Linked DNA regions of Homo sapiens: all the other regions are linked to region 1. Evidence: chromatin loops called from intact Hi-C (ENCODE). Cell type or tissue: CD4-positive, alpha-beta T cell. All regions are shown on one strand. Region 1 holds the start of ENKD1 (enkurin domain containing 1). Region 2 overlaps ATP6V0D1-DT (ATP6V0D1 divergent transcript). Region 3 holds the start of CENPT (centromere protein T). Region 4 overlaps RIPOR1 (RHO family interacting cell polarization regulator 1). Region 5 overlaps LOC100505942 (a long non-coding RNA gene).

Region 1 (5,000 bases):
CCCACCCTACTCCCTCCAGTGACCTTGCCAGGCCATATTCCAGGGAACCTACATATTAGACTGTGGCCTCGGGATGGCCTCAGCATTTCAGATTCTGGCCTGTCCCTCTCTGCAGCTTCCTCCACCCCTCACTTCAGTCTCATCACCTTGGTGCCTTTTAAGGGGCCCTCTGGCTAGGTCGATGTGATGCAATGAGATGTGCCCTTAGGGAGCTCACGGTCTAATCCCGATGACAGTTATAACCCACATGATAGCAATGCGCAGGGGCTGCAATGCAGGGCAACATGGGGTGCTGTCTGGCTCCCCAGGAAGCAGAATCCCAAGTTTTCAAAGGTGTGCGTGCACTAGCCAGGGGGAGAGGTGGGAATAAAGGCATTTTAGGCAGAGAAAGCCCCACATGCACAGAGTGAAGGGAGGAAAAGGTGTAACTGCTCAGGGAATTACCGGAAGCCACTGAATTCTAAGGTAGCTGGGGCAAGAGGAGGGGAATCCCAAGGGGGAGTGACACCATCAGGGGCTCAGGTGTGTGTGTCACAGGGCCACTGGATGGATCCGTGGGCCAAGGGATGACAGGCAGGGTGACCAGTGAGGCTGTCACCTGGAGATGACAGTGGTCCAGGCGACGGTGCTGACTGTGGGGTCCGAGAGGTTCTCAGCCTGAAAGGGTAGGATCACTGGCCTCAATGTCTGCTTAGCTTGTAGGAATCAGGGAGCAAAGAACAGGATGGGGTCTGGGGTGACACCCAAGATTCTAGCTTAAACAATTGTGCAGATGAGATACAGGAGGAAAAGCCAGTTGGAGGAAGGGGAAATTTCCATGAACTTAAAATTCCCTGTGTCTGTTTGTGGTGTCCAAGGAACACACAGGAGGCCCAGGATGTGCAGTTTCCAAAATGGCCAACACTGGCTGGCTCTTCCCAGAGATCCTTGCCGGTTGGACACAGCTGTCATCCAGTGGCTTGGCCTCAGGGTCCCAGATGCACTTACTGCCCCTGTCCACCCCTGCCTGCCAGGAAAACATCACTGATGCCCTGTCACCTGTGACCAGAGGCTACTCCACAGACAAGGTCCGGTCCAGCTATGGTCTGGCAATGAGTAGGAAACATCCCAAAGCTGTCACTGTTGTGACAGGCAAAAGAACTCTGTGCTACCTCCTAGGAGGATCCCAAGTTTTGATCCCCTCAAGGTGAGACCAAATGCAGGCCCTTCCCCAGGAGACAGAAGAGCAGGGCCAAACACCTGCTTCCCATGACCCAACAGACCCTTTCTTTTCTCTGCCCCAAGTTCCTCCTTCTCACTTCCCTCTTCATCACCCAGTTAGCTGCCTGACCCTCAGATTCACCTAAACACACAGCACCAGGTCCACCCTGATTCAGTGAGGCATGGGGTGGCACAAAGGAATCTGTCATTGTCAAAGTCTCAGGTGATGCAGATGACCATTCAGGCCTCAAACCCTGCACTGTTGAGTCCTCCATCCTCTTACCCATTTCAGGCAACCTATCTGGGGAATCACAAAGTCTTTGAAAAAGAAAAATATTTATTTTCAGCAAGACCAAAGTCCCAAGTGGGGGCAGGTGCCAAATTTGCCCCCGCCACCAGAGGGCCTAGGCCCACAGGAAGCCTGAAGCCAAATTCAGGCGTGGAAGGAGGGGAGCCACCAGTGGGGCGGGACAGTCACTTGTACTGAGGAGAGAGCGGGGGGACAAGTGGAGCAGTGCAGACACTCAGCATCTTGTCGATGTCCACCTGGGTTGACTTATCCACCTCGGCCTTGTGGTCACTCACCCCCAAGCTGGGCAAGCCCCCAGGCTCCTCTCCAGCCTCCTCTCCGAGGGGAGCCAGGGCATGGGTGGGGGTCACTAGTGGACTGGGACAGGGCAAAGCGAGGCCTGGGCCCAGCTCACCTGCCAAGGGCAGCAAGGCCTGCAGTTGCTCCACACCTCCCTCCTCGGGAACCGGGGCCAGCTCTGCCTCTGCCTCCACCTCAGCCTCCCCGTCCCCCTTCCCTGCCTGGTTCAGCTCAGGGTTGCAATAGTTGACGTACTGGTACAGCGGCCGCAGGCGCTGGGCCTTTCCTGCAAAGACCCAGGGCAGGGCAGAGGCTAGAGCGCCAGGTTGTGCCATGTCGGGCCCCACAGGCAGGGGGAGAAGGAACAGTCCAGGGACTGCCACTCACGCTCCAGCCTCAATGTCTCTAAGGGTGCAGACACCATGCTGGCCACAGCGTGGAGCACGGGAGCCCCCAGGCTCTTGCGCTTCTTGGCTTTTTTGTGCTGTTTGGCAGATGGTGAGGGCTCACTCTGGCTGTCCTCTGGCTCCTCCTCCTGCAGCGGCAGCTTGGGTGGCAGCTCAGCTTCAGCCTTAAGATGGGCACGAAGGCCCGGGAGGCTGAGAGACCTGAGCCAGGGACAAGAGACTTGAGCCAGGCTCCAGCCCTGGCTCCCATTCCCTGGCCCAGGGAATAGCCCAGCCTGCCCACAGCCCCAGGGCTCGACGCCTGTCCCGTTCCTGGTCAATGAGACCCCAGGCCCAAGAGGCTTAGAGGCCAGTGAGCCCAGGCCCCTACAAGCCCTGAAGCTCCCACTCTCCTGCTGCTCCCTACACGGGGGCTCTTGAGGAACGGGAGGAGAGTGATGGTAGTGGCTGGGGACGAGAATCCTCCCTGCAGGAGTGCAGGATTTAGGAATCCTACTGTGGTGTGTGCCCCAACCCCGGGGCTGCAGCTCCTTCCCCCCGAGAGCCCCCTCACTTGACAGGCTTTCTCTTTGGACCATGACGGGGCCTCACAATGGAGACCACGGGCCTGGGGCCTCTCTCCTCTAGCGCCCCGGCATGCGGCTTGGGCCGCTCCTCCCCCAGCTTGGGTCCTTCCTCCTGGAGCTCCGACTCCGAAGCTGCGCCTGCTGGGCGCTGGTCTTCACTCTGGGTTCCGCGGGCCTCATGGGCAGGCACCAGGAACTGGTCTCCCGCCACTGGACACTAGAGATGACACACAGGCCATCGGTCACCATGGCCGGGCAAAGGACATAGGGATCCGTCACTGAACACCTAACGTTAGACACCGAAACGGGAATAAGGACACCAGCCTGTGCCCCTCCCCGCCTGGAGGGCCCAGCCTGGCAGTTAGCGGGTCGGGGCGCTCAGTTCCACCTCTCAGAGCGCTGCGGCCCTGTGTTTGAAGGTTAAACAGCCTGACGGTCACCTCGGAGGTCTGAGCGCTGCCGGGCTCCTCCGTGAGCTGTCCCTGCCCCACGACCGTCGCCTCCTGGACCCCCGGCCGCCTCTCCGCCCCTGCCGAGGCCATGGCTGCGCAGGCTGAGTGCGTCCTCGACAGCTGCTTGGGGCGGGCCCCAAGGGGCTGGATGGTGGCCCCGCGCTGACCCCGGAGACCGGCCAGCAAGCGAGGGCAGAGCTGGGAAGAGAAACCGGCGACCGCGGAGCCCACCCTCGGCCGAAACTACAAGCCCCAGGACGCTTTGCGCCGGGGTCAGTGGGCCCTGACCCCGGGGACGGAAGCCACGGTTGCCCGGCAACAACAAGTCCCGTCGGGTGGCAGCGGCTGGCGGCAAAACCTCTCGAGTGAGCCCCTGCCCGAGTGCCGCGGGGGAGAGGCCGCGAGCGGGACCGAGAAGTGGGCTGGGAGCAGAGGTCGCGGAGGTGGCGAGCGAGGCCGGGGCCCAGGCGGGGACCGGCAGGGGCCCGGGAGTGGCGGGCACGCCAGGGTCAGGGTGCCGGGCGAGGGAGGGGGCCCGGGGTTGGGGAAGGGGGCCCGGGGAGGGAGGTAAACAGCCCTGCAGGCCTCGGGGCACCGTTGCTGGGCGGCGCCGGCGGCATGTGCGAGGGCCCGTCCCGCATCTCGGGGCCCATCCCCCCAGACCCGACGCTCTGTCCTGACAACTACAGGCGGCCGACCTCGGGTGAGTCCGGGGGCTTGGCGGTGGTGCGAGGCTCAGGGGTCGGCCCTGGCTCCACCTCTGAGCCCCGGACTCCGCCCGGCTCCGCCCCACAGCTCAAGGGCGCCTCGAGGGAAACGCGCTGAAGCTGGACTTGCTGACTTCCGACCGGGCCCTGGACACCACCGCTCCCCGTGGCCCCTGCATCGGTCCCGGTGCCGGAGAGATCCTGGAGCGCGGCCAGCGCGGCGTCGGGGACGTGCTGTTGCAACTCGAGGGGATCTCCCTAGGTCCTGGGGCCTCTCTCAAGAGTAAGTCCCAGGAATGGAAGAAGGGACAGAGAGGCAGTGCGGGGTGGAAAGAGATCAAAAGCAGCTGCTCTTTCCACCCTGACGTGGGCCCAGGCTTTGCATCTCTTGAGTCTCAGTTTCCCCAACTATAAAAGGGGGAGAAATATGCTACCTTCTCGAAGGAGGTGAACTGAATGAGGTAGTTCCCACGAAGCCCTAGCTCTGCTTTATGCATTTGTTACCCATTAAATTTGTTTGTTGAGTGCCTACTGTGTGCCAGGCCATATAGATGCTAGAACACAGGGCTGAAGATAAGCATGAGCCATCACTGAGTCAAGGTGGGATACAAAGATCAAGAGATGAATGTCATATATGAGATGATCTATGGTGTACTTCAATGGTGTACTTCACTATAATAATGGAGGAAATCACCTGGGCGCAGTGGCTCACTCCTGGAATCCCAGCACTTTGGGAGGCCCAGGCGGGCAGATCACTTGAGTCCAGGAGTTGAAGACCAGCCTGGCCAACATGGTGAAACCCCATCTCTACAAAAAATACAAAAATCAGGCTGGCATGGTGGAGTGTGTCTGTAATCCCAGCTACTCGGCAGGCTGAGGTAGCCGGGGAGGTTGAGGCTACAGTGAGCTATGATCATGCCACTGTACTCCAGCCTGGGTGACAGAGTGAGACCCTGTCTCAAATAATAATAATAATAATAATAATGGAGAAAATCATCCTGTGATACTTACTACATGAGGAAGGGAACACGGTGATGAGGGAGAGTGTGTGTAGGGTCTAAGGTAGTTGGAGAGGTCAG
Region 2 (5,000 bases), 170 kb after region 1:
GGCTCACATCTGTAATCCCTGCACTTGGGGAGGCCGAGGTGGGCGGATCACGAGGTCAGGGGTTCGAGACCAGCCTGGCTAATATAGTGAAAGCTTGTCTCTACTAAAAAACACAAAAATTAGCCGGGCATGGTGGCTCGTGCCTGTAGTCCCAGCTACTCGGGAGGCTGAGGCAGGAGAATCGCTGGAACCTGGGAAGCGGAGGTTGCAGTGAGCCGAGATGGAGCCACTGCACTCCAGCCTGGGCGACACAGTGAGACTCCATTTCAAAACAAACAAACAAACAAACAAATAAACAAACAAACTCTAGCAGCTGAGCCCTACCCCAGGAGTTTGTGATTCATTATGTTGGGGCAGAGCCAGACTTAACATCCTCCCAGGTTCCTACCTTAGGCTGATGCTGTTGGTGTGGGCGCCACATTTTGGGGGATAAGTATGCTTAGACACACGTGGAACAGACTCTTGGTGTCCACTGCTGGTATCTGCCTCTGATGTGTCTGGGGCTTTCTGAGCTCACTCTACAAGTTGGTCAGAAGTGCTAGGAGTTAACTCTCCCCCAACAACCCTCCAAGGGACTGAGACAGGGTTGCTGTATATCTACTCACCTTCCTCCTGCCTTGGGTGGAACTTCTCTGAGACATGCATTCTGCACTGCAGCCCAGAGTTCCCCACCCACACCCCGGGGGGACCAGGCATCCCTGGTGGAACCCTGCTTATGACCCACTTTATAGTGGCTGTCTTCCCTCCCTGTATTTTTGTACGCTTGTTCTTTGTATCCTCTTTTATTTCCTTATTTATTTTTGAGACAGGGTCTTGCTCTGTCGCCCAGACTGAGTGTAGTGGCATGCTCACGGCTTACTGCAGTCTTTTTTTTTTGAGATGGAGTCTTGCTCTGTCGCCCAGGCTGGAGTGCAGTGGTGCAATCTCAGCTCACTGTAAGCTCTGCCTCCCGGGTTCAAGCCATTCTCCTGCCTCAGCCTCCTGAGTAGCTGGGACTACAGGCGCCCGCCACCACACCCGGCTAATTTTTTTGTATTTTTAGCAGAGACAGGGTTTCACCATGTTAGCCAGGATGGTCTTGATCTCCTGACCTCATGATCCGCCTGCCTCGGCCTCCCAAAGTGCTGGGATTATAGGCTTGACCCACCGCCCCCGGCTGGCTTACTGCAGTCTTGACCTCCTAGGCTTAAGCAATCCTCCCACCTAAGCCTCCCTAATAGCTGGGACTGCAGGTATATGCCACAATGCCAGGCTATTTTTTTTTTGAGACAGAGTCTCGCTGTCACCCAGGCTGGAGTGGCAGTGGCACGATCTCAGCTCACTGCAACCTCTGCCTCCCAGGTTCAAGTGAGCCTCCTGCCTCAGCCTCCCAAGTAGCTAGGATTACAGGTGCACACCACAACACCTGGATAATTTTTGTATTTTTAGTAGAAATGGGGTTTCATTCACCGTGTTGGCCAGGCTGATCTCAAACTCCTGACCTCAAGTGATCCAGCCATGTCAGCCTCCCAGAGTGCTGGGATTACGGGCGTGAGCCACTGCGCCCAGCCTAAGTTTTGTATTTTTTATAGACAGGATTTCCCCATGTTGCCCAGGCTGGTTTTGAACTCCTGGGCTCAGGCAATCTGTCCACCCTGGCCTCCCAAAGTGTTGGGATTACAGGCGTGAGCCACCATGCCTGGCTTGTATCCTCTTAATAAACTTCCTGTGCTACAATGTTTGTCTCAAGGTTTTCTGAAGTGGGAACTCAAACTAAGACAATGTCTCTGCCTCTTGTTTGTCTACGACTATGGTCAGGTTCATGCCATTGCACTTGATCTTAGCCAAAAGGCCAAGAAACGACAGGTTCATGCCATTGTTCTGGGCCTCCATTCATTCTTCTGTGAAGTGGAGAGAAGTCCACCAACGTTCTCATTGACTTGCAGTAACAGCACAATGGGTATGAGCATTGCAGAGCAGGGACTCACTGGGGCTCTGCAAGTATGGAGGAGGAAACTCATTTCTTTTTCTTTTTTGACGTAGTTTCTTTCTTGTCACCCAGGCTGGAGTGCAATGGTGTGATCTCAGCTCACTGCAAGATCTGCCTCCTGGGTTCAAGCGAGTTTCCTGCCTTAGCCTCTCAAGTAGCTGGGATTCCAAGCACATGCCACCACGCCCGGCTAATTTTTGTATTTTTAGTAGAGACGGGGCTTTACCATGTTGGCCAGGCTGGTCTCAAACTCCTGACCTCGAGTGATCTGCCAGCTTTGGCCTCCCAAAGTGCTGGGATTACAGATGTGAGCCACCGCACCCGGCCTAATAACATTTTTTATTGGGAAAATTTACATGATATAAAATTCACTATTTTAACCATTTTAAAGGGTACAGTCCAATGGTTTTTGTATATTCACGATGTTATTCAACCATCACCACTACCTATTTGGAGAACATTTGACGTTTTTTAGTTGTTGCAACTAAAGAGGTGTGGTGCTACTGACACCTAGTGGGCAGAGAACAGAACTGCTGTTAAACTTCCCACCAGAAAGAATTATGTGGGCCTGGGGTTGCTGGTAATCCCAACACTTTGGGAGGCAGAGGTGGGAGAATCACTTGAGTCCAGGAGTTTGAGACCGGCCTGGGCAACAAAGTGAGACGCCATCTTTACAAAAAATACAAAAAATTAGCCGGGCGTGGCAACGTGGGCCCGTGGTCCCAGCTACTCGGGAAGCTGAGCTGGGAGGATCACTTGAGCCTGGGAAGGGGAGGTTGCAGTGAGCCATGATTGCACCACTGCACTCCAGCCTGGACAACAGAGCAAGATCCTGCCTCAAAAAAAAAAGAAAAGGAAAATTATCTGCACCAAAATGTTAACAGTAGAGGTTGAGAAACCTTGCTCTACACAATGAAAACACCATCACCACACCAACAGTAATTCAGCAGTATCACCCTGACTTGTTCCAAGAATGCCATTTTACCATGTTTTTTTCTTTTTTTTGAGACGGAATTTTGCTCTTGTTTCCCAGGCTGGAGTGCAATGGTGCGATCTCGGCTCACTGCAACCTCTGCCTCCCGGATTCAAGCAATTTTCCTGCCTCAGCCTCCCGAGTAGCTGGGTTTACAGGCATATGCCACCATACCCAGCTAATTTTGTATTTTTGGTAGAGATGGGGTTTGTTGGTAAGGCTGGTCTCAAACTCCCGACCTCAGGTGACCCGCCCACCTCAGCCTCCCAAAGTGCTGGGATTACAGGCGTGAGCCACCACGCCCAGCCCATTTTAGCATTCTTATTTTAGTCCAGGAGTGAAGCAAGGTTCATGAATTGGATTTGGTTATGTCTCTCTAGTGTCTTTTAATATAGAAGAGTATCCTCTGCCCCACACTCAGCCTGTTTGTTTTTCATGTCATTGATTTTCTTTTTAGGAGTTTAGGCCAGGCCACTTTTCTAGTATATTCTGGATTTACCTGATTGCTTCTTCAAGATTGGATTCATGGTAAATACTTTTGTCAAGAATACTACTTTGGTGATTTTTGCATCACATCAGGAGGCCCATCATATAAGATTGCTGTGCTATTTATGATGTTGAAACTGGAAGATAACATAGTTCAGAAGACAGAATCCGGTGCAGCCTCCCCCTCCCCTTCTCCTCCAAGTATGGTGTCCAGGCAGCTACTGTAGTTTGTCTACCCTTTCTGAAAAGTAGCGAGCTGGGAGAGGTAGTGCATGCCTGTAGTCTCAGCTACTCAGGAGGCTGAGGTAGGGAGATTACTTGAACCAGGGAGTTCAAGGCTGCTGTGTTATGCACATCAGCCTGGGCTACACAGTGAGACTATCTCAAAAAAAAAAAAAAAGTGAAAAACAGTGAAAAAGTCAGGGTAGCCTGAGGCAGATAACACTCAGCCAGCAGGAAGTCTTCAGACCCTCCTCTCTTCTCTCTCTTTTTTTTTTTTTTTGAGATGGTGTCTTGCTCTGTCGCCCAGGCTGGAATGCAGTGGTGTAATATTGGCTCACTGCAACCTCTGCCTCCTGGACTCAAGCAATTCTCCTGCCTCAGCCTCCTGAAAAGCTGGGACCATAGGCATGTGCCACCACACTGGCTAATTATTTTGTACTTTTAGTAGAGACAGGGTTTCACCATGTTGGCCAGGCTGGTCTCAAACTCCTGACCTCAAGCCATCTGCCTATCTTGGCTTCCTGAAGTGCTGGGATTACAGGCGTGAGCCACTGCACCCAGCCTTCTCTTCTCTTTATTACAGCTGTAAGAGGCCTCACCTTTGGGCCGGGCGCGGTTAGGAAGTCCTGATCATGAGGTCAGGGGCTCGAGGCCAGCCTGACCAACATGGTGAAACCCCATCTCTACTAAAAATACAAAAAAAATTAGCCGGGCGTGGTGATGCACATCTGTAATCCCAGCTACTCAGGAGGCTGAGGCAGGAGGATTGCTTGAATTCAGGAGGGGGAGGTTGCAGCGAGCTGAGATTGCGCCACTGCACTCCAGCCTGGGCAACAGAGGGAGACTCCGTCTCAAAAAAAAAAAAAAAAAAAGGTCTCACCTTCAAAGACGGTTTCCTTTGCCAACACCAAGGAGTAGGCTCCAGCCTGGGTTGCTGAGAGGACATGGGAGGACTCCTGGGACTTCTTCAGCTGTTACTTGGTTCCCAGGGAGAAAAAAAGCGAGGACAGAAGTGAGCAGAATCCCTTGAGACTAGAACCAGGAAGCTAAGGGTGTGGGACAGTGAGGGTTGGGGGCTGTGCTGATGGAAACTTCAGGGCCTGATAGGATTCCTGTCATGAACAACTCTGCAAAAGCCACACTGAAGTTACCCCCTATCTTCCTTCTCTTTAGGAAGTAACTTCCTCTTCTCTCCACCTTTAGGAACCCCACCTACAGACCGTCTCCTCCAGGAAACCTAGCAGTGCTGCAGGAGGAAGGAACTCTTTACTTCTGGTCTCAAGGCACTTCAGGCTTGAACCACCATGAAGGCAGAAATTCCATCCAGTTACCCTGGAAGTGGGAAACCGA
Region 3 (5,000 bases), 180 kb before region 1:
ATCTGAGCAGCATTCTTGCCTATTCTTCCTGACCAGGGAGAATAACTAGGCAGAGCAATTCATATGCAAGAAAACTTCTAGGTCAAGAGTACTTGGAAGAAGTGACCAGAAATGAACAGAAAAACATTACCTGGGAAAATATTCAAGGAGGAAGAAAAAAATATGCAGGGTCAGTGGCTTTCTTCACCTTGGGTCTCAATCAGCCCTTCTAAGAGACCTGATATTCTGCTTGCTCCTGAGGCCAGAGCTGCAGAGATTGAGCTGCTGCTGCTTTTTTTTTTTTTCTTTTTCTTTTTTTTTGAGACAGAGTCTTGCTCTGTCGCCCAGGCTGGAGTGCAGTGGCATGATCTCTGCCCACTGCAACCTCTGCCTCCCGGATTCAAGCGATTCTCCTGCCTCAGCCTCCCAAGTAGCTGGGATTACAGGTGCACGCCACCACACCCAGCTTTTTTTATTTTGGAGACAGAGTCTTGCCCTGTCACCCAGGCTGGAGTACAGTGGCATGATCTCAGTTCACTGCGACCTCCACCTCCCGGGTTCAAGCAATTCTCCTGCCTCAGTCTCCTGAGTAGCTAGGATTACAGAAGTGCACCTCCACGTTCAGCTAATTTTTGTATTTTTAGTAGAGATGCGCTTTTGCCATGTTGGCCATGCTAGTCTGGAACCCCGGACCTCAGGTGATCCGCTGGCCTTGGCCTCCCAAAGTGCTGGGATTGCAGGCGTGAGCCACCGCGCCAGGCCTGAGCTACTTCTTTAGTCTCTGGAAAGACTGCGGCTCAGAGAAATCAACGCTTTACATGCCATCTCTCCCCTAGTCCCAAGGTCTTCTCTGGACTGGTTCCTTAATTTACCATCTCTCAATCAGAAGCGCCTTTACAAAGGATATCAGGATAGTATTTTTTGGTCAAAGATAACTCTTCCCCCAGAACTCAGTAGGGTCTCTGATGGCATCAGTAAGGGCAATTTCATAAAGCAACCAGGTTCCTGCCTGTTTACAGGCAGCTCCAGTTGTTGGGAAGTGAGCAAGCAAGTGAGGGGAAGCCAGACTTTCTGGAGCTTCCAGCCCTAGTTCTGCCACCCAGGCTTCGGGAGGGCCCCACAAAGTCTGAAATCTACGTGCCCCACCCCCCAAAGCCCCTTCCAGCCCAGGTTCTGGTTTAGCACTAGGCTCAAGAACCTCAGGCCTGAATTCTACTTCCCGTGCATTAAGTCCCACCTTAACATCCCATTCTTATGAAGTCATCCTGTCCTGCGGGGCAATTCTGTGTTGCTGCTGGGGCCTGGTCACTGATAGAGAAGGGCGTGGGCTGGGCCTACCCGGCAGGAGCCGCCTCACCCCATCAGGCCCAGATCCTCTAAGACAAGACAGGGATAAAGTCTCCCGTGGAATCCCCTCCCGCCTCATATTCCCTGACCCTGCCCTCCCTGCGAGAACTCCAGTCCGGGCTCCACAAAGGGCGCGGTAAGAAACGTACACTTCCGAGGGGCAGACAAGGAGGGGGCGTTCACCTACACCCCGGCCGGGCTATGGTCGGGAACAGGGTGAGGGGCCCAAGCCCCGGCTGCGGCAGGCGGGCGCCCTTACCCATGCTGACTCTGGAGCGGGCCGGGTGGCGCTGCCCATCCCCGGATCCTTCGTAGGTGGGTAGCAGGACGTGGGGCTGGGGTCTGCCCGCTAGCCAGCCTGCAGAGCTTGCGGGGCTCGCGCAGGCCGGGCCAGGCTAGACGGGGCGGGGCCCTAAGGCCCCATCCGGACGGTCCTGACTAGAGAAAAAGGCCTGGCCATGGCGCAGGCCGGTGCACCAGCCACCAGCACGGTACGGCCCAGATAGGCGCCCGGCTGGCTCTCTGTGCGTTACCCCCGGCCGCCGCCTCACAGGACCGGCGGGAGGCGGAGCCGCGCGCGACACATGGCCCGGGCCCCGCGCGGCTTCGGGCCGCCGGGGGGGGGGGAGGGGAGGGGCCGCCCGGGGACTCTCAGCGGAGCCTCCCGGCAGCCCAGAGAGCGGCTCCTGCGGCCCAGCCCCCGCCCCGGCGTGCTGGCCCCGACACTCACCCGAGGGGCTGGCACGATGGCGGCAGCGGCAGCGGCAACCCAGCGCGGTCTGCGGCCGACTGTCCCTTCCCCCCTGCCTTCCTTCGCCCGCCCCGCTGCACTCTGGGAGACGCAGTCCCACCGCCCCCCCTTTCCGGCATGAGCGCGCCGAGAGAAAACTACAATTCCCGGCGTGCTATGCGCGGAGGCCCAGACACGGCCCGCAGCGCGGGAGGTGAGGCTAAGCCAGGGAGGGAGGCTGCCGGGGCAAGCCCCTGAGAATTGTGGTCTAGCGGAAGCCTCTGGAACACTAGAGGTTGGCGCCAGGCTAGGGTCAGGGCTCAGTTGTCTCCTGGTCTCAGCTGGCTCGGCCCCGCCCAGTCTGTGCACTGGGGTGGGGGTTGGCCCCGCCTCCGTGGGAGCCCAGCCCGGCCCCAAGCTGGCCCAGCTGCCCCTCCCTGGGCCCCTGGGCCGTTTCCGCTCACGAAACCCCCTCCCCTTGGGGCTATGGCTGCCGCTGTTACTCTTCCGAGCTGTGTGGCCTTAACCAGCCCGGGCGGAACGCACAGCTCCTGCAATCCCAACATTCGTGCGCCTGCACCTCGGCGAGTCGGGCCCAAAGCTGGTTTCGAGCAGGCTAGGCTATTCTTGGGCCGGAGACTCAAATGTCCCTCAGGTGGGGCTTGGTTGGAGAGGTTACCCTCAAACTTCTACAGTCAGGGGTCCCCCCAAAACATTCTGTAAGGTTTTTTTGCAGCAGATAGAGCAGCTAAGTGTTTCATTTTTATTAATGAGGAAAGAGAAATGACTGACTTACCCAAAATTTCGCTGTGATTTAAGTGACCAGATTGTAAATAGTTCTCTTCCTACCCATTGCCCTTTCCTTTCAACGCCCATTTGTTTTCTTGGTAACACAAACATTTGTGGTAAGGCCAGTCTCTAGGTCAGACCTGTGCTTGGCAAAGAGATCTGCAGCCAACTTGGGGTACCACAGGTAAGGGAAATGGCTACAAGGCCTCTCCAGGCAACTCCTAGCCTTCCTTCCTGGCCGGAGGTCTCTCAGTACTCCTGTTCTTCCACAAGAGTTTTGCACCTTCCCCCACCCACAGGCTACCCCTCCAAGAGATGGCTGGTAAGACCGGACCACACTTCTGTTTTTTAAATCTCAGGTCTGTCAACACTACACTTTGCCTGACTAGATGCTTATTACTCAGCTAGTGAGAACTCTGCATTGCCCCGCTTATACATCTGCATCTGGGATCTCCCTTGCTCTGTGAACTGTCTTCTTCTCCCTAAGAAGCCAAAACACTGCCCATAACCTCCAGACACCAGGGAGGGTCCAGGGAGTACTGCTGAGAGCCTCAAGGGAGCCAATGCAGAAACAGCAGAAGTCCCTTCAATAAATAGGAGCTCAAGGATACACTGAAGAGCATGGCTGGATCCTGGAAAAGGCCTTGCTCCGACCGGGAAGATGTGAGACTGGCCCAATAGGAGCAACAAAGGGCACTGCAGTGCTTCCACCACCTGATTACCAGCCAGATCTAACCCTAGGAAGACAGAGGTCCAGTCCATCCCCCAACCAGCCACCTACACAACCTATGTCTCACTCCTTCCCCACCACTTTCCCAACTCAGTGCTAAGGGACTAGAAGGGAAACAGAGACTTGAGTTTTAGGACCATCCCAGCATGTTGCCACAGACAAGTCCCCAGGCAGATGGCTTTGTCCATAAGTAAGAAAGAGAAGGGAGTCATATTTTATGGGGTCTGAAAGTCTCCGTTTGTGCCCCACCACCCACAGTAAACCCAGAGCTTTAAAGGCATTTACTTTTAGACATTGGCTTTGAGCTAAATTACTTGGAGCTATAGACAAAAGCAATGTAATCCTTGCCCCTTCAATATTCAATCTAAGAAAAAATAGAGGCTGGGCGGGGTAGCTCACACCTGTAATCTCAGTACTTTGGGAGGCAGAGCAGGCGGATCACCTGAGATCAGGAGCTCGAGACCAGCCTGGCCAACATGGTGAAATCCTGTCTCTACTGAAAATACAAAAATCAGCCCGACGTGGTGGCGGGTGCCTATAATCCCAGCTACTCAGGAGGGTGAGGCAGAAGAATTGCTTGAACCTGGGAGGCAGAGGTTGCAGTGAGCTGAGATCACACCATTGCACTCCAGCCTGGGTGACAAGAGCAAAGCTCCATCTTAAAAAAAAATAAAAAAAAAAAAATAGAGGCAGGCAGCCAAGAAAATGAGTCAAGGAATCACACCTCCCAACTTCTTAATGCTCTCTGTGGATACAGCTCTGTCACACCGAAGGTGTACCAAGGCCAAGGTATCTATACAACAGTCCTTGTGCCTGAAGCAGCCCTGGCTAGCTCCAGCTGCGCTCTTACCGGTTCACAGAGTAACTGCATGCACATGCATACCAGAGGCTGTGCTAAGCCTAAGGGATGTCATGGTGAGCAAAATTCAATCCCAGCTGAGAATTGAAACCCTCAGAGGCGAACTATCACAATATAGCTTAGTTACCAGTTGGTCCTTCTTGTTGAAAGGATACAGGGAGATAATCCATGGACAAACTGGGCCCATTTGGTGCAGTTTCCAAACTCTTTAGGGTGAGCTGGGCCAGGAACTCTGTGAGGACCTTATAAGGCCAGGATCCATGTGCTTAGGGCCCATTTTTGGAAAAACTGGTCATTGAAGCATCTCTACTTTCAGGGTCAGCCTGGTCTTTCAGAAAGGCTGAGGCCTATTTCCCCATGTTTCAAGGACATTTAACTATGTTTTTGTAAAAATAAAATGGCGAGACCCAAATAAAAACCTTACTTTTTGTTTAATTTGTTTTGCCAAACAAACACAGTGAAAACTTTAGTCTGACTAATTGTACAGAAAATAGAATTTGTAACCAGTAGCAAACAAAACAGGATAAACCTAAGTCCCTGGCAAGCTGGATCTCCATCAGCAGGTC
Region 4 (5,000 bases), 120 kb after region 1:
ATGGAACCCTGTGGGGCGATTTTTATTTTTTAAGTAGAGACAACATGGGGTTTCACCATGTTAAGACATGCCTGAGGAGGAGGAGAAGGTTGTAAGGAAATTAAGAGGAGACAGTTAGAAACCTAGGTGTTGCGTATAGCAATTCAGCTGCTCTCAGTCAGCATTCACTGAGTGTCCATATGCCCTGGGTGTATCTGGAGACAAGTGAGACTTGACCCTTGACATTAAACTCAGAGTAGTGGCCATCACCCAATTGCCGTCAACCTTCTGAAACAAGAGACCCCTTTCTCGCAGGCCAATGTCAGTCCTATTTTCTAAATGATAGATTGTGCTTCATTAGCAGTTTATATGAGGCACTGGAGTCCTTCCCAAGCTTACCCTCCTGTATCACCCAGGCCCAGAAAAGCCAGGCCTTGCAGCCAAGCCAAGAGCCTTCTGTCCATGGGAGATGGATGGCCTGAAAGGGACACTCCAGGATTGTCTGGGGTGGGGAGGGGGGTATGGAGGGAAAGGAGGGTCATGTCATATGTCTGGGGTTCAGCAAATTGTACCCACATACCAGGCACAGAAACATACAAGGAAGGCACCCCCGCTCTGTGGGCGAGACAAAGCAGCAATCCTCTTCCCACATGCCAACCCATCTTTTTCTTTGCCTTCACAAACGTGCCTTTTTTCTTTCTTCTTTTTTTGGTCCTCTGCAGCTTGGAATACATGAGGAAGAAGAGTGGGAGACAGGAGGAAAGGTAAGGTTGGGAGAGGGCAAGAGGAAAGGAGGAGAGTAGAGGGAACACTCCATCGATTGCCAGCACAATAAACTGTATCATGGACTACTTCAGCCTGGCCCCTGCTTTGCAGTGTGCGTGGAGCAGTTTCCTCTGGGCAGAGTCTCAGAGATGATGGCCAAGGCGACTGTGGCCTCAATGGACTTAACTGATAGGGCACTTCTCAGTGTGTCACAGGCCTTGGAGGCCCACTTCCATCTGTCCCCTCAGAGGCTGGGCAGACGCTTTCCCTGCCCTGATACCTTTGACTCATGATGGTATCGTCAACTGCCCATCACCTGAGGCAAGGGGCTCCCAACTGTCCTCAGTCCCAAACAGCAGGAACACCTGCCTCCCTGACCCACATGACAGCAGGGTAGGGGGTGGGAGAATGCTATGGGCAGGTTTGCCCTGTGGGAGGCCCCTGTGAGGCAGAGGGGGTCAGGAGAGATACAGAGGTGGGAGGACAAGGGTTCTCTCTGCCCCTCCACCATCTCAGGAACCTGGGCATGGGCCTGGGTGTAGGAGGCCATCCAGCCTGCCTTCAAGCCACTGATGGAGAGAGGCTGACTGGCTGTCCTGGGGTTGATTCATGCTGCTCTGAGCCAGATAGGCATCATGTGCTTCACCTGGCTGTGCTCACAGTGCCCTCATTCCAGCTCCTGTCCCCTTCCGATCCTCACACCCACCCCTGGCTAGAGCTGAATACTAGGCTCTGGCCTCAGGACTCTGCAGAGCACAGAGTCTAGGGTCTGTCCCTTCCCAGCATTGGAGAGCAGGGATTCTTAGTGACAACGCCAGTGGACCCCTTGGCTGGGATGATGACATTTTTCCATCCTCCATTTCTTGCCCAAGCCCTGCTCTCTCCTGTGTACTGAGCTGTGAGCTCATGCAGGCTCAGTCACCCCCATCTGCACTTTCCCAGGACCTGGTCAACCAGTGTTCACTTCCTCTTCCCCCACCATGACAGGCTATGCTTTTGATGCAGGTGGATAGCCCTGCTCTACCAATGGGCCTCTTGTGGGGGCCTCAGGACTGAGGGCTGCTAGGGGCGGTTCTGGGATTGCCGGCCTCCTCCAGGGACCCCTGGGGCAGGCCCCAGCTGTGGCCAGCCTTGGGTGCTGGCCTGGTCTCCATCATTTGTTTGCCTCCTCTGCCCCATGCTGCTCCAGCTCACCACCCCAAATACTGAGCTGCACCATCCCGTGCCACCCTTCGTTACCCAGAGAGCAAAGAGCCGCGCCAGTGTGCAGAGGGCTGCCTGCCTGCCCCTGCCCACCCTCGCCCCAGCGTCTGGAATGAGCCACTTGCATCCACACAGGTGCTTCCTGTGCTTCTTCCTGTTGCCGTTTTTTCTGCTCAGCTTGGCTTCCCCAGCAGGTGGTTAAAGCCCCAGCCAAACCTCTTCATACCTAGCTCTAAAACACTGGGGGGCAGGGCTCCCTGGGGATCTGGGTCACCCTCCAGAGGACTGTTGGCACTTCACTGGCTCTTCCTGAGGGCAGGCTCCCCAACGTGACACGTCCTGCACAGGCCAAGCTGCTGCCACAGGTACTGGGACATCAGAGTGGCCTCAATGAGTCAGGGAAGTGCTGCGTATGCACCACCTCCTTGCCCCTGGATACTGGAAGTGCTGAGGGAGAGGGGAAGGGTGGAGAGCCTGTTTCTCTAGCCACGGGTGTGGGCCTCCCTCAGCCCCTCCTTAGAACAGGCCTGCCATCCTGAAGTCCCACCCCACACTCCAGTTCCTCACGCAGGACTCAGCCTTCTGGGGTTAACACATTCACTGGCCAGGCAGCTCTGGGGCAAGGCGAGGCGGGGCAAAGGCAAGCCCTCTCCTGGGATCTCTGCTTCCTGAAGCAGCACAGGTTGGCCGGCTGTTGGGGATCACAGAGTTCAGGCACGTTTGTTATTATAGAGGGGGAGACAGCTGGAGAGGGAAGGGACTTGCTGTCTTGGGTCACAGGTTAGCCATCCAGGTCTCCTGCCTCCCAGGTCCCAGCTCTTCCCCTCCGCAAGGAGCTCCTCTCCCCTGCCATCCAGCTTCAAGGAGCTCCTTCAGCCCCCTCTGCAGAAAGCTGCCCAGGCTGCAGAAGACCCAAACCTGGCATCTGCTGACGCGGATCTGCTGCCCCCTGGTGGGCAGAAGCTCCAGCCACCCCGTGCCTCCTTTCCCTTCCTGTTTTTCCTTTCCCTTCCCCTTTGCTCCCAGGCCACAGCCTGGGATTGGCACCCTTTGGTGTTTTCTGGGCCAACTCCAGTTTAGCTCCACCTTGGGCCGTAGTTCCCAGGCCCAGGGTAGGCCCCACCTGCAGGCTGAACCACCCTTTTCCCCTGCTCTCTTCTCCAAGCCCAGTTCCAGCCTCTGGGCTTTCTTCCACCTGAATTTCCAGGGCAAGTGCACATGGCACTGTCACAGCTGCAGTGTGAACACACCAGTGTCAGGCAGGGCCACAGCCAGAGGGTGTTGGAGCAGAGGGTCAGGAGTGTACCAGGCCATGTAGGAAAGACATTTTGCTTTTTTATTTTCTGTAAAACTCTGTAAATAAAATACAAAACCAAGGGATGTGGCTGGGCAGCGGCAGGGTGGCCAAGCCCCAGACACTGATTTGTGGCAAGGGATGTGCTGAGCCGAGGCTGGGAGGCACTTGACTGCAGGCACTGACTCTCCAACCCCAGGGGCAACAGAAGAATATATTAGATTTTCATTGCTAGGAATCTGTGGGGGAGGGGTATCTGGAGCCAGCCCTTACCCTCCCTGCCAGTGCCTGGTGAGCCCTGAAAGTGGGGGGAAAGGGGCACCAGGAACCCATGGGTGAATAGTTTAGAATGCTGTGCTGGCCATGCTGCCAGGCCCAAAGATGCGGGGCAGGGCGTCCAGGGACTCCTCCAGCCGTCGATGGGCAGACTGTCCCTCTTCTCCTGTAATGAGTGAGGATGAGGTCAAGGGTGGCCCTAGCCCCATCCCACTCTCCCACCCCTGGCGCCATCTCTCCTACTCCCATCAGCCAAGATGTCCCAGAACTCCACCCATCTCTTCCATCCCCCAGCCTCACCACACTGCTGTAGGCTTTGCCGGGCAGCTTCCCTCACAGCTTCTGTGTCAGTTTGGCAGAGGTACACCAGGGGCTCAATGCCCTCGGGAGCCTGTCAGGGGAGGGAGCATTGAGGTGGGCTCAGGGGAGCAGATGGGAGGGTTTCAGGGGTGGGGGTGCCGGAAGCGGACAGAGGGGTGGGAGGGTTGGCAGGGGTCACCTTGATGCAGCCTAGGGCCAGGCAGCCAGCCACTCGAGTCTGCACGTCCTCATCCTCCAGCTGGTCCAGGAAGCACAGGAGGGCCTGTGGAAGGGTGGGAGGACAGACTTAGCCAGACAGTGGGAGTCCAGGACCCCAGCCCTCGCCCTCAAGGGAGCCCTGTCCAACTCACCCTCTCCCGGAAGGTAGGGCCCAGTGACAGGCTCCGGAGCTGGGTGCTGACAGCAGCCATGACCTTGTTGTTGCCATGGACGAGCAGGGAGCTGAGGGCCCGCAGCCCGTCCCTTCGCAGACGCCCCTCGGGCGCCAATCTCAGGGCCTTCAGCACAACAGCCTGATCATCCGAGTTCAGATTCCGCACCAGTAGCACTGAAAAAAGGGGATATGGTGGGTGGGTGGGCAAGGTGGCAGGGTGAGGAGCCCCCGAGGTTGGGGAGGGCTTGTCCTCATGTCCTCAGACCCCAAGAGGCCACTATGTGATCAGGGCCACCGCCTCACCCTCCTCAGCGGTCTCAGTCACGTAGGCCTCCATGGTGGGGCTGTCCAAGGTTTCCACAAAACTCCAGAACTGGAAGACTGTGAGCTGCTCTCCAGGCCCTGGCTGGGGCCTTCTGGGCAGCTTCTGCCCCAGGGCATCCTCCAGGAACTTCACACACACTGCAGGAGGCAGTAGCATGGGCCTCAGAGTTTGGGTGAACACAGCTTTTAGAGGGGAGAGATGCTCCTATCCCAGGCTCAGGTCCAGGGGCCCCCTGTTCAAACCCCACCCATCTGGGTCCTTCTGCTCTAAGGCCCAAGTCTTTGCTGGTCTCCTCGGTGCCCAGTTCGTTTATCTGTGTGGGCTGACCTGGCTTCCCCGAGCTTCCTGTCACTGGGAATCTGAGCAAGGGTGGAAGGAGGAAGCAGCCCACTCACCAGCCTCAGCCAAGCCTGGCTGGCGCAGGGAGAGGCGGGCACCATACTGGTTGCAGAAGGTGAGAAGCA
Region 5 (5,000 bases), 150 kb after region 1:
CCAGCCTCCACACCCCTCCAGCCCCAGCCTGGACTCTACTTTCCTTTGTGTGTGTCAAAAGACAAGAGCCAGGGATGCTGCTCCACATTCAAGTCCTGGCTTTACCACTGTCATCAGGCTTCTCCTAGAGCCATTTCTCCTTTCTGATGCTTTAAGTGCACCCATCCGTTTAATCGTTAAAATTGCTATTTGAAGAAGTGCCGCATCTCATTAATAATCAACACAATGCAAACACAAACAACAGGAGACACTATTTTTTTTTGTTTGCCTCTGAGATGGGCAGTGATGAACATGATGTGTGAGGGGACACTCAAGAGAGTAGGAATTGGTTTAAATGTTTAAGGGTAGGCTGGGTGTGGTAGTGGCTCACACCCGTAATTTCAGCACTTCGGGAGGCAAGGTGGGAGGATGGCTTCAGCCCAGGAGTTAGAGACCAGACTGGGCAATATAGTAAAACCCAGTCTCTACTAAAAACACAAAAATGAGCACGCCATGGTGGCGCATGCCTGTAATCCCAGCTCAAGAGACTGAGGTGGGAGAATCGCTTGAGCCCAGTAGGTTGAGGCTGCAGTGAGCCGTGATTGTGCCACTGCACTCCAGCCTGGGCAACAGAGCGAGACCCTGTCTCAAAAAAAAAAAAAAGTTTAAGGGTAGTTTTTTCAGAATTTATCAGGATGGCAAGTGCAAACCTCCCTTTCACCAAATTTCAGCAAATTTACCCCAAAGAAATAGCTGTTCATGCAGGAAAACATCTGTGCCAAAAGATGTTGACTACTGTTTTTTTTTTTTTTTTTTTTTTTTTTTTATGGAGTCTTGCTCTGTCACTAGGCTGGAGTGCAGTGGCGCGATCTCGGCTCACTGCAACCTCTGCCTCCCGGGTTCAAGCGATTCTCATGCCTCAGCCTCCCGAGTAGCTGGGGTTACAGGCACGCGCCACCATGCCCGGCTAATTTTTGTATTTTTAGTAGAGACAGGGTTTCACCATGTTGGCCAGGCTGGTCTCGAACTCCTGACCTCAGGTGATCCACCTGCCTCGGCCTCCCAAAGTACTGGCTTGTTTAATCAGGGACAGAGGGATGACATAGTCCCGCAGTGGGAGATGGAGGGTAAAGGAGGTGCACATAGGCCTGAGATGTTCCATAGCCACTGCAAATGGATGGCAGGCATGGATTGAGCATGTGCTATGCGCCTGGCATCATTCTGGATGCTGGGGACACAGTGACAGACCAGTTCAGCAAGGCCCCTGCTCTCAAGTTTACACTCTGCCAAAGGAGACTGACAATAAATGAGTTAACATATAAACAAGATGATTTCAGAGAGAGGGAGAGAGGAGAGCTGTGAAGAAGCCAAACCAGGTAATGTGGTTTGGAGTGGTGGGGCTGAGGGGCTGCTTTCGTCAGGTTGGTCAGGGAAGGCCTCTTTGAGGCAGTGACATTGGAGCTGAGACTTGAGTGACAGGAAAGAAACAGTCACTGAACAACCCAGAGGAAGAGTGTCCCAGGCAGAGGGAACAGCAAAGGCGGGGGGTTGGGGGGCTGGGAGGTGAGAATGAGCTAGTGGTAGTTGAGCCATGTGGGCTAGAGGAGAGGTCAGGAGGTGAGGTCTGAGAGGTGAGTGGGGTGAGGGCGGGGTAGGGAGTGAGGGTTTTATATCTGAACATGGAAAGGCACTCAATATAATAAGCATGGTGGAGGCCGGATGCAGTGGCTCATGCCTGTAATCCCAACACTTTGGGTGGCTGAGGCGGGCAGATCATGAGGTCAAGAGATCGAGACCATCCTGGCCAATATGGTGAAACCCCGTCTCTACTAAAAATACAAAAATTGGCCAGGCGCGGTGGCTCACGCCTGTGATCTCAGCACTTTGGGAGGCTGAGGCAGGTGGATCACCTGAGGTCAGGAGTTCGAGACCAGCCTGGCCAATATGGGGATACCCCGTCTCTACTAAAAATACAAAATAAGCCAGGCATGGTGATGTGTGCCTGTAATCCCAGCTACTCGGGAGGCTGAGGCAGGAGAATTGCTGGAACCTGGGAGGCGGAGGTTTCAGTGAGCCGAGATCGCGCCACTGCACTCCAGCCTGGGGAACAGAGCAAGACTCTGTCTCAAAAAAAAAAAAAAAAAAAAAAAAAAAAATCTGGGCGTGGTGGCACACGCCTGTAGTCTCAGCTACTCGGGAGGCTGAGGCAGAAGAATCGCTTGAATCCGGGAGGCAGAGGTTGCAGTGAGCTGAGATCGCACCACTGCACTCCAGCCTGGCGACAGAGCGAGACTCTGTCTCAAACAACAACAACAACAACAAAAAACATGGTGGAGTGGAGAAAGTTCCAGAACAGCCTGCATAGCAGGAATCTCCTCAGGTGAGACCTGCATCCATCGGTCCTGAGAGCCACAATGCCCGTCATCTCTGGGCGTTGTACTTTCATTTGGTTTATTTTCTTCTTTGTATTTATTCATACAAATAATGGTTTGCAATCAACATGGCATCGTTTTCAAAAGCAACATGGCCATTACTTATTGGGCCATCTCCAGGCTGGCCTCTGCACTGAGGAGGTGTAAATTTCTAGGCTTGGCAATCGCTTCCCTGGGGACACCGCCTGAGGCTGGCCAGTGTCGCTGTCATTGTCCCCGCTAGTCCAGCCTCGGCCTCCAGGGGGAGCTGTGAGCTGGGCGGTGCTCTGCTGGTTTGGGCAAGGGGTGGGGCGATTGACTGTGTGTCTCGCGGTCTGGGCTGGGCGTCCTTCCTTCCTTCCTGACTCCTTTCTCCTAAGGGACAAGTGGGAGGGACGTCTTCGCCTCTCCCAGCTCATGGGATGAACTGCTCCCCTGGGACCCTTTCAGCCCAGGCCCCCTGACAAAGGAAGGCTGCAGTGTGTGGTGCATAGTTTATTTCTGTGAGTTGCTAACGCTAGGTGAACTGCTCTGACAGAGATTTGGAGGGTGTGGTGGTAGGAGAGACCCGGCCACCAGGCATCTGGAAATTCCCCCGTCCCATCGGATGACGACCTGGGGCTGAGAATCCCCAGGCGGAACCCGACTCTGCTCCTAAGAAGTAAAGTTGGTCTTTGGCGCCACCGTCTGGGAAGTGTCTACACTGCAGTTACGGACTTGGCAAAATACCGCCAGCTCAAGGGGGTGCCCCTGGCGGCCAGTCCTGGATTCAAGAACAGTCACTGTAGAGTGCAGTGCACAACCTGTTCGGTTCTGTGTGACAGCTCTGCTGACACTCAGACCTGATCACGGATCCTGGGAACCCCACCACTACCATTAAAACCCCCTCCATATGCCAAAGCCTCTTCAAGAGGGAGAAATGCTCCCTGTCCCTCCACTTCTCAGTCCTCTCCTCCTTTGACCTTTCCAGGTGTGTTGGGCACAGCTGGTCCTCCCCATCTTCTGAAGCGTCCTTTGGCTTCTGTGATCCAAGAGAAGGATTTCTAGCTGCTTCTCTGGCTATCTCCCTTCATGCCCCTCAGTGAGCTCCTCCAGGAGCTCAACCCCCTTACCTCATTTTTTTTTTTCTTTTTTTTTGAGATGGAGTCTCACTCTGTCGCCTAGGCTGTAGTGCAGTGGCACTATCTCGGCTCACTGCCACCTCTGCTTCCTAGGTTTAAGCGATTCTCCTGCCTCAGCCTCCTGAGTAGCTGGGATTACAGGTGCACACCCCATGCCCAGCTAATTTTTGTATTTTTAGTAGAGACGGGGTTTCACCATGTTGGTCAGTCTGCTCTCAAACTCTTGACCTAATGATCTGCCTGCCTCGGCCTCCCAAAGTGCTAGGATTACAGGCGTGACCCACAGCACCTAGCCACACCTCATTCTTGATACTTCTCTCCAGGGTACAACTTCAGGGCCTCTTTTCTTTTTTCTCTTCTCTTCTCTTCTCTTCTCTTATCTTCTCTTCTCTCTTTTCCATCCCTTCCTTCCTTCCTTTTCTTTTCTTTTTTTTTTTTGAGATGGGGTCTCACTGTCACCAGGTTGGAGTGCAGTGGCGCGATCTCAGCTCACTGCAACTTCTGCCTCCCAGGCTCAAGTGATCCTCCCACCTCAGCGTCCTGAGTAGCTGGGACCACAGGCACACACAACCATGCCCGGCTAAATTTTTTTGTATTTTTGGTACAGACAGGGTTTCACCATGTTGTCCAGGCTGGTCTTGAACTCCTGAGCTCAAGTGATCTGCTAACCTCAGCCTCCCAAAGTGCTGGGATCACAGGCATGAGCCACTGCACTCGGCCCTCAGAGTCTTTTTTTTTTTTTTTTTTTTTTTTGAGACGGAGTTTTGCTCTTGTGACCCAGGCTGGAGTTCAATGGCGCCATCTCGGCTCACTGCAACCTCTGCCTCCCAGGTTCAAGCAATTCTTCTGCCTCAGCCTCCCGAGTAGCTGGGATTACAGGTGCCCGCCACCACACCCGGCTAATTTTTGTATTTTTAGTAGAGACAGGGTTTCACCATGTTGGCCAGGCTGGTCTCAAGCTCCTGACCTCAGGTGATCCATCTGCCTCGGCCTCCCACAGTGCTGGGATTACAGGCGTGAGCCACCGCACTGGCCAGAGCCTCCTTTTTGTTCCCACAGTGATGACTTGAGTCTCATCCCCCACATCTCTTGCTCCACTTCCCCCACTTAGGATGACCTTCGGACACCTCCAAATCCATTGTGTAAAGTCAGCCCCATCTCCTCCCTTCAGAACTGCCCTCCCTCCTGGGTCCCCATGTAATCTTTCCCCAGACCTCTTCCCTGACACCCTCCAGCCACCAAGTGAGTCCCCTCTTCCCTATGCCCACTTTCCTGCCCTTGGCTAGACTATCACTTGCCAAGGATACACATCACTCGGTGTCCTTGTTCATTGTCCACGCAGCAGCTGGATGACCTCTGCCCGTGGGACCTGTCTCTCCTCACTTCCCCACTGGCCCCTCACCCCTGGCCAGTTCCTCCTTAGGAGGGCGTAGTTCCAGCTGGACTGAACTTCTTTGTGTCCCTGGATACACCCTGCCTTCCCTACCTC

The links. Peaks named below come from ENCODE experiments on the same cell type or tissue, not always from the same donor. Only the 100,000 strongest peaks of a DNase experiment are listed, where the experiment ranks them.
Region 2: it touches region 1 in a loop (14-fold over the local background); 19 of 110 quality-filtered maps call a loop at or near these places.
Region 3: a loop joins it to region 1, with 2.9 times the contacts of the local background. A loop is called at or near these places in 16 of 110 quality-filtered maps.
Region 4: a loop joins it to region 1, with 5 times the contacts of the local background. A loop is called at or near these places in 33 of 110 quality-filtered maps.
Region 5: it touches region 1 in a loop (8-fold over the local background); 79 of 110 quality-filtered maps call a loop at or near these places.

The regions. Positions count from the first base shown.
Region 1 is chr16:67,665,275-67,670,274 of GRCh38, reverse strand. ENKD1 (enkurin domain containing 1) reads left to right here and starts at 3,525. Exons shown (of 7, transcript NM_032140.3): 1 at 3,525-3,917; 2 at 4,010-4,204. The coding sequence starts at 3,833. It overlaps C16orf86 (chromosome 16 open reading frame 86), which reads right to left and starts at 3,461. Exons shown (of 4, transcript NM_001012984.3): 1 at 3,203-3,461; 2 at 2,750-2,979; 3 at 2,177-2,397; 4 at 1,520-2,075. The coding sequence starts at 3,304. The coding sequence ends at 1,675. RefSeq lists silencers at 3,094-3,143, 3,224-3,273, 3,294-3,343, 3,684-3,953. In CD4-positive, alpha-beta T cell, CTCF peaks have their summits at 1,997 and 2,197; DNase peaks (open chromatin) are centred at 1,654, 2,234, 2,964 and 3,514; H3K4me3 peaks cover 1,965 bases; H3K27ac peaks cover 1,248 bases.
Region 2 is chr16:67,491,652-67,496,651 of GRCh38, reverse strand. ATP6V0D1-DT (ATP6V0D1 divergent transcript) reads right to left here. Exons shown (of 4, transcript NR_184227.1): 3 at 4,531-4,627. Among named protein-coding and RNA genes, the nearest start is that of AGRP, 11 kb to the right of the region's middle. In CD4-positive, alpha-beta T cell, CTCF peaks have their summits at 2,276 and 2,475 (motif pointing left); a DNase peak (open chromatin) is centred at 2,481.
Region 3 is chr16:67,844,042-67,849,041 of GRCh38, reverse strand. CENPT (centromere protein T) reads left to right here and starts at 1,349. Exons shown (of 16, transcript NM_025082.4): 1 at 1,349-1,641. THAP11 (THAP domain containing 11) reads right to left here. Exons shown (of 1, transcript NM_020457.3): 1 at 4,847-5,000. NUTF2 (nuclear transport factor 2) reads right to left here and starts at 2,109. Exons shown (of 5, transcript NM_005796.3): 1 at 2,057-2,109. RefSeq lists an enhancer at 1,224-1,333 and silencers at 1,804-2,153, 2,354-2,623. In CD4-positive, alpha-beta T cell, no CTCF peak of the experiment used is centred here; a DNase peak (open chromatin) is centred at 2,201; H3K4me3 peaks cover 2,732 bases; H3K27ac peaks cover 3,095 bases.
Region 4 is chr16:67,545,049-67,550,048 of GRCh38, reverse strand. It overlaps RIPOR1 (RHO family interacting cell polarization regulator 1), which reads right to left. Exons shown (of 22, transcript NM_024519.4): 17 at 4,932-5,000; 18 at 4,515-4,673; 19 at 4,189-4,385; 20 at 4,017-4,100; 21 at 3,818-3,908; 22 at 3,263-3,683. The coding sequence ends at 3,586. LOC124903703 (a long non-coding RNA gene) reads left to right here. Exons shown (of 2, transcript XR_007065094.1): 2 at 702-830. Among named protein-coding and RNA genes, the nearest start is that of CTCF-DT, 15 kb to the left of the region's middle. RefSeq lists a silencer at 2,749-3,043 and an enhancer at 2,993-3,052. In CD4-positive, alpha-beta T cell, CTCF peaks have their summits at 2,717 and 2,928 (motif pointing left); DNase peaks (open chromatin) are centred at 1,714, 2,098 and 2,868; H3K4me3 peaks cover 1,198 bases; H3K27ac peaks cover 3,192 bases.
Region 5 is chr16:67,519,327-67,524,326 of GRCh38, reverse strand. All of the region lies in intron 1 of LOC100505942 (a long non-coding RNA gene), which reads left to right. It also overlaps a transcript of RIPOR1 not described here. Among named protein-coding and RNA genes, the nearest start is that of RIPOR1, 7.0 kb to the left of the region's middle. RefSeq lists an enhancer at 2,737-2,996. In CD4-positive, alpha-beta T cell, CTCF peaks have their summits at 2,656 (motif pointing right), 2,862 and 3,061 (motif pointing left); DNase peaks (open chromatin) are centred at 2,676 and 3,056; H3K4me3 peaks cover 746 bases; H3K27ac peaks cover 792 bases.